2 separate regions of the Homo sapiens genome follow, and region 2 is linked to region 1. The links are chromatin loops, found by intact Hi-C in ENCODE. Cell type or tissue: sigmoid colon. All regions are shown on one strand.

Evidence for each region. Hi-C counts contacts between places; a loop is a spot of excess contacts. Peaks named below come from ENCODE experiments on the same cell type or tissue, not always from the same donor. Only the 100,000 strongest peaks of a DNase experiment are listed, where the experiment ranks them.
Region 2: a loop joins it to region 1, with 6 times the contacts of the local background. A loop is called at or near these places in 2 of 110 quality-filtered maps.

Annotation. Positions count from the first base shown.
Region 1 is chr4:16,967,829-16,972,828 of GRCh38, forward strand. No RefSeq gene overlaps it. Among named protein-coding and RNA genes, the nearest start is that of LDB2, 72 kb to the left of the region's middle. In sigmoid colon, no CTCF peak of the experiment used is centred here; DNase peaks (open chromatin) are centred at 133 and 1,953.
Region 2 is chr4:17,066,005-17,071,004 of GRCh38, forward strand. No RefSeq gene overlaps it. Among named protein-coding and RNA genes, the nearest start is that of LINC02493, 120 kb to the right of the region's middle. In sigmoid colon, no CTCF peak of the experiment used is centred here; no DNase peak of the experiment used is centred here.

The sequences.
Region 1 (5,000 bases):
AGAAGAGAGATACAACCTCTTAATCTTGGGGATCTGATCTGAATCACTCCCTCCATTTCTGGAAATGCAGAAAGAAGCCTGGGCTCTTGCTGAATCTAGAAGCCCAGCCAGCACTTCTCAGAGGAGCCAAATTGCCGCCTGCCATGTGTGGAAACCCGGGAAAGAAGTGGGGACTCAGAGGCAGCTGCAGTGTCAAGGGTGGAGGCTTAAAAATAGCAAAAGCTGCCCTTGGAGAACATTCCCACTGGATGTTTGCATTTTTAAAAGTGCCTCCAAGGAAGACTCTGTTCCCACAAAATAACGAACAGTAAACAGGAGGTGGTGTCTTCAGAGAAGGGTTCACCTGGACTCTTAAAATCACATCACCAAGCCCTTGATTTCAGGCCAGTTTCTTACAATGGAGCACAATCAAAATTGGAAAAGATGGGAAATATCAAGAATAGACAAGAAAAAAAATCCTCTTTACCACATAGTGTGATAAATCCAGATATAATCTCAGACTGAGAGGTTCCTAGTCTTTTTCATTCTTTTCTCTGCATTTATATAATTGTAGATATATATTTTTCTTGCAGAGTTCGAAAGAACCTTAGAAATCTAAGCCAACCATCATATTTTCAGAAGGAAATAAAGCAAGAGAGGTAATGTGAGTTACTAAGGGCCCCACAGCCCAGCAAGGACCAGGGCCAGGAACACTGCTGTCCTGACCCAGTCTAGGTCTCCCATGGATTGGGAACCTCCAGACCCAGGGTCCTAAAAAGAGCTGCCTCCCCCACCCCATCCACCACCACATGGGGTTACTATAAACACCCTCTTCCCCAAGATGACAAGATTTATTTTCCTTTGATGCCCACACTAACTTTAAAGCAAATTCTTGCCTTTGCTGACAGAAGAAGAGACCCAGCGGCTCAGAGTTCAGGAGATCTGCGCCAGGTCCCTGGGATGGTAAGTGAAGGATCCAGAAGTCAAATGTAGATAAATTTATTTCCACCCCCAGGCTGAATTCATGTGACCTAAGGCCAGGAAGACCCCCATTTCTGATATTATTTCCGGTCCTGTCCAGCCTGACATCTTATAATCTGCTGTCATTTTTATTTAGCTGGTTTAAATCTTTTGTTTGGGGCACTTGCATAACAGCCCTGAGAGTGGGCGTCTCCTCCAGTGTTGCTTGCTGGGCACTTGACTTGCCTCCCACTAGTCCTGAATGTGTTGTCATAGCCTCTCGCCTTTAAAAGTCAGGATGATCTTTCCAAAATTGAAGTTGAAATCACTGCCTCTGCTTAAACCCTATCGCTTCTTTCCCTTGCCCCAGGATAGAGTCCAATTTCCTTCATTCAGCATATGAGTCTGTACGGGATGCAGTGCAAAGATCTCAAACTGCAAGGTGTACAGCATCCAACTCAGACACTAATTTTAATCAGCCTACCAATTTGAATATTTTGATTGAAAGGTGCACATTTCTACTTCTCTTGAGGAAAGAGAAGTTACTTTTCATGCCTTAATTCTTTCCTCAGTAAAATGGGGGCAATAATATAGAAAATAAATACAACAGTGCTTGACCAGTGAATGCCATCTTTAGCATTACGTCAACTGATGTCCACGGGCCTGGCCCAAATCAGCTGGAGCTGAGGAGTGGTTCCCTGCCTCACAGGAGCAAGAGGTCATAGCTCTGCCCAGTCTTCAGCCCGCCCTTGCTTTGTGTCATTCAAGCTTCCTTTCTAGCCCCTGAAAATGGAGGCCCCACTTCCTGTGTCCCGTTTTTGAGCAACACGAAGCAGCTTGGGTTCCCTCCATGTTTTTTGGCCTGAACCTGAGTTTTGTTCATTCACAGCACTTAGAACACGTGCATTCCCTGCTACTGACCCTATTGGAGAATCACACTATGCCTCAGCTGGGCCAGGGACCTGTCTTAGTCGTTTCTGTAGCTAACACCAGCATGTGGCCCAGAGCCGAGCACTTAGTACAGCTCAACAAGTGTATTGAGAAATAAACGAAATCGGGAGGCTAACGCAGCAACATGCCAACAGGGATTTAGAGCCTCTCTTGGCTTCTAAAGAGCCTGCACTCTCAACCAGTAACACCAGACTGTGCTCAGTTTCAGAAACTGAGTTTGAAGTTGAATTGAATTGAGTTCAAGGCCTTGCCCTGTCAGTTATTTGCAACCTTGGCCTAGTTCCATTATCTCCGAGCCATTCGTTTTCCCACCTCTTCAAAAGGACATGAGTCAGCCTAAGTATTATGAAAGCACACATCCACACAACGACTTGTATATACATAGTCAAAGTAGCTTCATTCACAACAGCCAAAAACTGGGTGAAACAAAAGTGTCCACTAGCAGGTGAACGGTCAAGCCAGCTCTAGTGTAACCCATGCCATGGAATATGGCTCAGTGATTTTAAAAAGTGTGTACCACTGACACCCAACAACATAGATGAAACGCAAAGGCATCACACTGCGTGAAAGATGCCAGACACATGTATAATTCCATTTATATAAATGTAAACCAATCCATGGTGACAAAAAGCAGTTCAGTGTTTGCCTGAGGCCCGAGGAGGGAGAGAGTGGGGCAGAATCAACTGAAAAGGGGCTTGAGGATTTCTGAGGGATGATAAACATGTTCTGAATCCTGATTGTGGTGGCACTTTTGTGGGTGTATGCCACTGCCAAAACTCATGAATTGCACACACTTTTTAAGATTTACCATAATTATATTTATTTATTTTATTTACATATAAGATATACATATTTTTGGTGTATATGGGGTAATCTGATACATTTTAATAATGAAATCAAAGTAATTAGGATATCCAGCACCTTAAATATTTAAATTTTGGAGCCAGGCATGGTGGCTTATGCCTGTAATCCCAGCACTTTGGGAGGCCTAGGCGGGCAGATCACCTGAGGTCAGGAGTTCGAGACCAGCCTGGCCAACACGGTGAAACCCCATCTCTACTAAAAATACAAAAATTAGCCAGGTATGGTGGCATGCGCCTGTAATCCCAGCTACTTGGGAGGCTGAGGCAGGAGAATCGCTTGAACCTGGGAGGTGGAGGTTGCAGTGAGCCAAGATTGTGCCACTGCACTCCAGGCTAGGTGACAGAGTGAGACCTTGTCTCAAAAAAAAAAAAAAAAAAAAAAAAAAAATTAAGTTTTGGAAAAACTCTCAAACCAGGTTTTTCCTCTGCTCTCATACCACAAGCAATCAACACAGAAGACTCCTGTAGCCCAGTGTGTGGAGGTTTTTCTCCACCAACCAGCAGTGGACACCAGCTGAGTATCCTCCAATTAAATTCTGACACTATGTACTTGGAGACAGTGTCAGATACCATAGGTCGAGAGCTCAGTCCCCAAGACTATGCCCCCTTAGACACCAGTTGCAAGTCTAGGCCTCAGGAACTTCTGACCCACTGGCTTCAAGTTGGGATTCCCATGACCTCCTCTTTGAATTGCACACTTTAAATGCATGTAGTTATTGCACAAGAATAATTATTTAATACATTGCAAAAGAAAAAAATATTAAAATTATAACCCATATGATGTTCACCAGCATTAACAGTAATGGATGAGATACTTCTGTGGGTTTTTTTTGTTGTTGTAGTAATTCTTATTTTAAACATATAAGAGAACCAACATTAAGATCTATTATATTAAGGAAGAACTATATATTATTTTCCATAGCAGTTATTTGACATTTCTCCATGCACTCTTGACAAAGTTCATTGTAATTTTAAATTTAATTCAGCAGTGTTTACACGTACACCACATATGCACTGAAACCACACATGTGAGGGCCTGTCGTAAAAGTATTTAATAAATGCCTTAGTTAATGACCAAAAAGAAAAAGAAAGGAAAGAAAAAAGTGTTAAGCGAATGCTTGCCTTGTTTGGTGGCTGTGTGGGAGAAACGACCCGACATCCAGAGAGGAGGTCTTTACAAAAGCAGCCCGTTTTTACTGACCTACAGCCCCTGGATCCCAGGGATCCTCACCCAGCCCATCTCTCATTTTCTGTTCCTCACATTTGCGTGGACCTGGAGTGGTCTCTTCTTTTCTGTGTGCCTGGAAACACTAGCATTATTGCTTCCCTCCCAGGCTTTAATTTTTCTCCGAGTGCCTAGTAGACAGGGTTTCCCTAAAAAGGACAATTAGAAAAGACTTCATAGTTGGCGATAAATGGGGAAAGTGGGGGGAAGGTGAGAGTGAGGGCCATCCTTTATCTTAACAGCAAATACCAAATACCTATCTCCCACAGTCCACTCTTGACCTCGCTCAGCAATTTCATTCAGCATTTTCATCATTATCTTCATAGGCATCTACTCACCATTTACCAAAATGCAGCAAGTGAGGTGATTATTTTTCTAAAGATAAAAATGACATATCTATACTCTTTGTCTCTCCCTCTTAAATCCGACGCTCGACTGTTATTTTAACTCTAGCTCTTTTTGGCTCTCTGGGATGGCTCAGTGCTATGGGTTTGTCTGTAAAGGTTGGGGAGACAAGGAGTTAAACCATCACCTAGAGACTTTGATCACCGCAGACCTAGACTCCTGGCAGTTCCGTGCAAATGAAAACAGCAAGTTTCTTTTTAGCCTTAATTATCTGCATAATTACTTAGCCAAGATAGATACAGGCTCAGAATCTCAAGAAAGGTGAATTTTTTTCTTCTCAATCCCTCAGTGTCATTGTCAGTAACATTTATTGTGTGCCAACTGCATGGAACAACTCTGTCTTAAATATTGAGAGGTACATAAAAGACTTATTATGGATGCTACTCATGAACCTTTTAATAACCTAACTGCAGAAACAAGATCACTGGAATACCTGACGGGTACCAGGCAGTACACCAACAGCAAAGACACAAGGACATATAATCTGTGGATTTAATGAATGTATAGTCTAGTAGGTAAGAATAAGCAAAATAAAAAAGGTTAATCTGTATACACTATTACTTTTGTGACACTTACAAGTGTGGTAGGACTTCAGGGAGGAAACAATCAAGGTATAG
Region 2 (5,000 bases), 98 kb after region 1:
TCATGCTCGAAGAATTTTTTTTTAAATAGGCAAGACAGGGAGGCTTGAAACAATGAAAAGAACTGTACAATGTTCATCAGGCTTGGTATGGACTGTTGGGGGAAGCAGCTAGTGATGAGGTTGTGAAGTTAGAGCCAGACAGGGAGGGACTTCAAGTACCTTATTAAGTAAAGAGTGTCTTAATCCCCTTAACGCCATGAGAAACAGTCCATAATTTTATGATAATATTTTAATTTAAGAAACTCCTTCTGGCAGTTTGGAAGATAAATTAGAGACATATGATTTGGTGGCAAAAGATCTGTTAGGAGACTATTGCAATAGTTTGGGTAAGAACCACAGAAGATGTAGTATAGGGAAAGGGTCTGATGAGCTTCCTGGATGCAGAGGAAGACAGCATGGAGCACATGCAAATCACTGCATGACGTGGAACCAGGATCACTTAGGAGGCTGATGACACAATGAAAAGGAAGGTCACTGCTAACAGCATGTGACAACAGTACTCAGATATTTAAGTATTAAGCATTTGAAAAGATGAGCATTTGTTCATCAACATCACACCATAAGACACTCTTTCCTTATCTCCTTATCTCCTGATAAAGAAGTCTTAAAGAGAGACTTTTAGTAGATGATGTTGGATATGGGCATCTGAAGTCTAAATGGCCATGGATTTATAAAATTGTAAGATCAGTAGAAAAAGGAAAAGTGATTAGATGATGGACCAATAAATGATGAAAAAAACTTAACAGCAGTGGAAGAACTTTTGAGTTGTATAGAAAACCTTTGTACTCTAAAGAATGAACCCTCAGTAGTCATGAACGTGAAAATGGAAAACTATTTTTAGTGGTTCTATAAGCACTATTCAGAAGGAAGCTGCAAAACTGACCCACTTTGGGATTTATTTATCTAACAAACTTTGATCCAGCACCTGTTACGTACCAGGCATTATTATACTGTATTTTAGGTTAGAGCGGATTAGATTCTCTCTCTGATCCTTATAAAGACTTAAACTTTACTACAATTATTATATTATTATCTCATAATATAAAAAGATTCTGATTCTATTCCCTATTCCTATCCAGGCAGAGTTACCAGCTACAGTGATGCAGTTTATTCACTGCCAAAATATGCCTGCCTTAGGGAGTGAGTCAGGGCCAAAATCCCTCACTGCATGCGAGTCATGACTCAGGCTGACATTTACCTAGAGGAGAGAAGGATCACATTTCACTGTTATTCGTCCAGAAAAGTTCCTTTTTCCTAATTTACAAAAAGGCTGATGCCTGGCCCAAATTTAAGGTCCCACTGAGAACGGAGACTTGGCCAAGATGCCATCCAGTTTACTGTGCTCCCCACAGCCTGTCTAGCTCTCTCTTGCCAACCAGGATCCTCTTCCCCAAAGTTCCACGGATGGAGCTCTAGTTCCTTGACTTCTAGTTGATCTTCTGCTCGGAATAGACTGATTATCCCAAAGCTATCCAGGTACCTGTAGTCTCTGCTACACTCTCAGAGCATTTACACCAAAAATAGGCAGTTCCAACGTGTCTTTGGTATAGGATTTGCTAAGTCGTGAGTGATGTACATTTGAAGTAGTCCCTGGCTCAGAGTGCCTAGATATGGAACTTTCTGTCAGATATTGACAACCTGAGATGATTTGAGGGCAAGGGATGGGTGGGGAACTGGTTGCTACAGGTGTGAAAGCATTAACTCTGGTCTCACTTTGTCCACCACTTCCTGAGTTTGGAAACTGAAAGCATGGCCATTTAGAACCTCTGTTCCCTGGAAGCTAAGAGCCAGATCATAATTCTTCATAGAAGGCTGATGAGGCTTCCCAGTACCCTCTTCATTAAGCTCCTCTGTCTCCCTACCTCCCTCATTCCCTACCCTTAGTCCCAACACCAAACCATATTTCCACAGCCCCACTCAGGCAATCTGAACCCTTTCTGGCTAATTCCAAAATTGCCAGGAGATTTGTTTCTGATAAAAGAAACTCACTCTCTGATGTTGCTTCTAGGTGCCTTTTCTTAATAAATAGGCAAGATCATGACATGCATCTTAGCCACATAAGAAATTAGTAGAAAATGAACAAAATCAAAACAGCACGGGCTTCAGGGTCAGACAGAACTGAGTTCAGTGCTAGAATAGCTAATTATTAGCTGTGTGTCCTTGAACAAGTTACTTCACATCTCTGAGTCTCAATTTCAAAACATGTAATATTGAGGGTACCAATAATTATCTCCAAGTGTTGTCATGAAGATGAAAGTAGGGTCCCCTACAAAAAGTGCCCCATGTAGTTGCTGGCAAAGAAGAAGTACTGGATGAAGCACTTGGAGGAATTGGAAAGACTACCTCTGCCTGGCTTGTTTCCTTATCCAAAAGGAGCCCACAGAGCAGCTGATTCCAGAGAGAATTCACTGATGAATTTGTACGCTGACTTCCCCCATCTGATAGTATGCAACAAAGGAATAATACTTATGTAGATATGTGTTTGAAGCACCATTTGCCATCAACATGAACATAAAGAACCTATTAGACTCTAAATACCTCATGTAAGCTAAATTACTCATCTGCACACTGTGGCAAAGACTTGCCTTGGAATTAGGCACTCAACTTCTAAGTCTGGCTCTGCCTGTCATCAATCATGTGTCCTCGGATCAGTCACACCCTTGCAAAATCACAACTTTGCAAACAAATGTTTGCAAGAAACAGATAAAATCATTGATGTGGGATACAACATAGAGAAGAGGCTCAATATATTAGAATTCTCTACAGTTTTTTTGTAGATCAATAGTGCCAAATTTACAAACTGTGAGATGACACCAACTGTACCCTGAACTGTTATTTCAAATCCTTTATTCTTCAGTATGTTTTGGGAAAAGGACTTGTTGATATTTGGACATGTTTACAACATGGTTTTGTTTTATGGGCTGCCAGTACTAAATGTTGTCTGTATGCACGTTCATCTTGTTTTTATTTGAGCTTTTGCATAAACTTCTCTTCTATGTGGATTTGACCTTTTCAAAGCCCCATTCTCCAAGTGTTTGAGACAAGATGAGGATATGTAGAGTGATGAAGCTGAACTCACGCCTTTTAGACTGAGAGGGGAGTGAGCCCAGGCAATTGGGTTCCATGCCAGGAAAGCCTATTAAAATATCAAATGAGGAGTTCATGACAGGTTTAACTAGGTTCTTGTGGCATACCTCCAAATCTTAACTTAGTTAGGCTGGGTTTTGGCTGAAACAAACCAGCTGTCACAAGCTGTGCGAGACCATTAATTATGTACGTGAGCATTGATAAATTAATGCCTGATGGCTAAAAAAATTAGGGGTTCTTGTTTTGTTTAATGCACCCTCTTCCCACCTTTAATGGAGTTCCATGAGAAAATTACATTGTACAACAAGTTGATGGAGCTACAGTGAATAAAATGAACAGTAACAAATGCATGGCATAGATCTCACTGCTAAAGAATGAATGTTGGACTCATGTTCCTAATAGGTTACTCTTACAGTGGAGCACCTATCCTGGCATTTTAGAAGGTTGTCCTGGGAGATCGTTCTTAATGGGTCAGGCGGGCTTATAATGAGGCCATTTTTTATATTTTACTAACCAAGAAACTTTGGACCTGTTCCAAAAATACAACAACTTATTCTGAATATCTGCACTATAATGATAATAGCCTATATTTACCGAGCAGTTATGGAGTACCAGGCAATTGCAAAGCCTGGAGATTATCCTAGTAATTATAATATGATATTAATAACATGTAAGTAACGAGAGAATACACTGAGGCAGGACATCCTATGACCTAAAACGAGAGGAGAGGAGAGGAGGGGAGGGGAGGGGAGGGGAGGGGAGGGGAGGGGAGAGGAGAGGAGAGGAGAGAGGAGAGAAGGGAAGGGAAGGGAGGAGAGGGGAGGGGAGGGGAGGCCTTTGTGTATTTCAGTCTTATGCTTGATATTGCAGGGGGTCAGCTGAGTTTGGGCCAACACTAGCTGGTACAGTTCCCCTTGAAATGTCAGAGTTCTCCAGACAAAGAAAAATCATTCCTGATATTTCATTTCTGACATATTACTAGGGATGACAGCCAGCCGACGTGAGTAGACAGTGAGATATGGTTACTAGAATTTGATTTCATGCTAATAATTTAGAATCCATGGTAGACTGATTGTAATAATGGCTCCTTTTCTCATCCCTCAATGTAAATCATTCCCTTTGCCACATAATTTTGCAGTCCTACTCATTACAGAGAGATAAAGTCTATTTCGCCCAAAATTGAATATGGTTGGCATTGTGACTTGCTAAGGCCAATAGAAGGCAGCAGAAGTGACCATACCCAGTTTTGAGCTTAAGCCTTAGGAAATCTTCTTGAACTTATGCAACTGCCATGAGAACATGCTTGAGCTAGCCCACTAGAGGAGGAGACACATGGAGCAGAACTGAGTTGCCTCACTTATCTCAGATGGGGCCAACCAAGATCAGCCAACAGCCATCCAACTCTGGAACTCAGAGTGAGCCCAGCCAAGATCAGTAGAGGCATCTAGCTGACCCGTAACTGTCTGTAGACACATAAGCAAACCCAGCCAAAATCAGCTAAGCCCAGTTCAGATCAGCTGAACTCTGAAAACTCAAAAACCAGAAATTTGTTTACTGTTATTTGCCACAGAGAATCTCTGGTTGTCATACAGCATTATTGTGGCCATTGATAAACTATATAGAGTCTTACAGAAGCTACTGTTTGACTCGAGATTTCTAAGAACAAATTCACTAATGAGAACACCATTTGTAATTCACTTCACAGGGCTTGTGTTACTGAGTCAACAAAAGGAATCTTAAAGCTTATCTTGCCTGCCTGTCCAATCTTAAACAGAAGTTCTACCAGATTCAATTCTACTCAAAACACATATATGGAACTTGCAAAGCACAATTTTGTTACTGGGAAGGATGATTCTCAATGGCAGTATACACTGAAGAAACAGAGCAGAACCATGCTGTGTAACTCCCTTTTT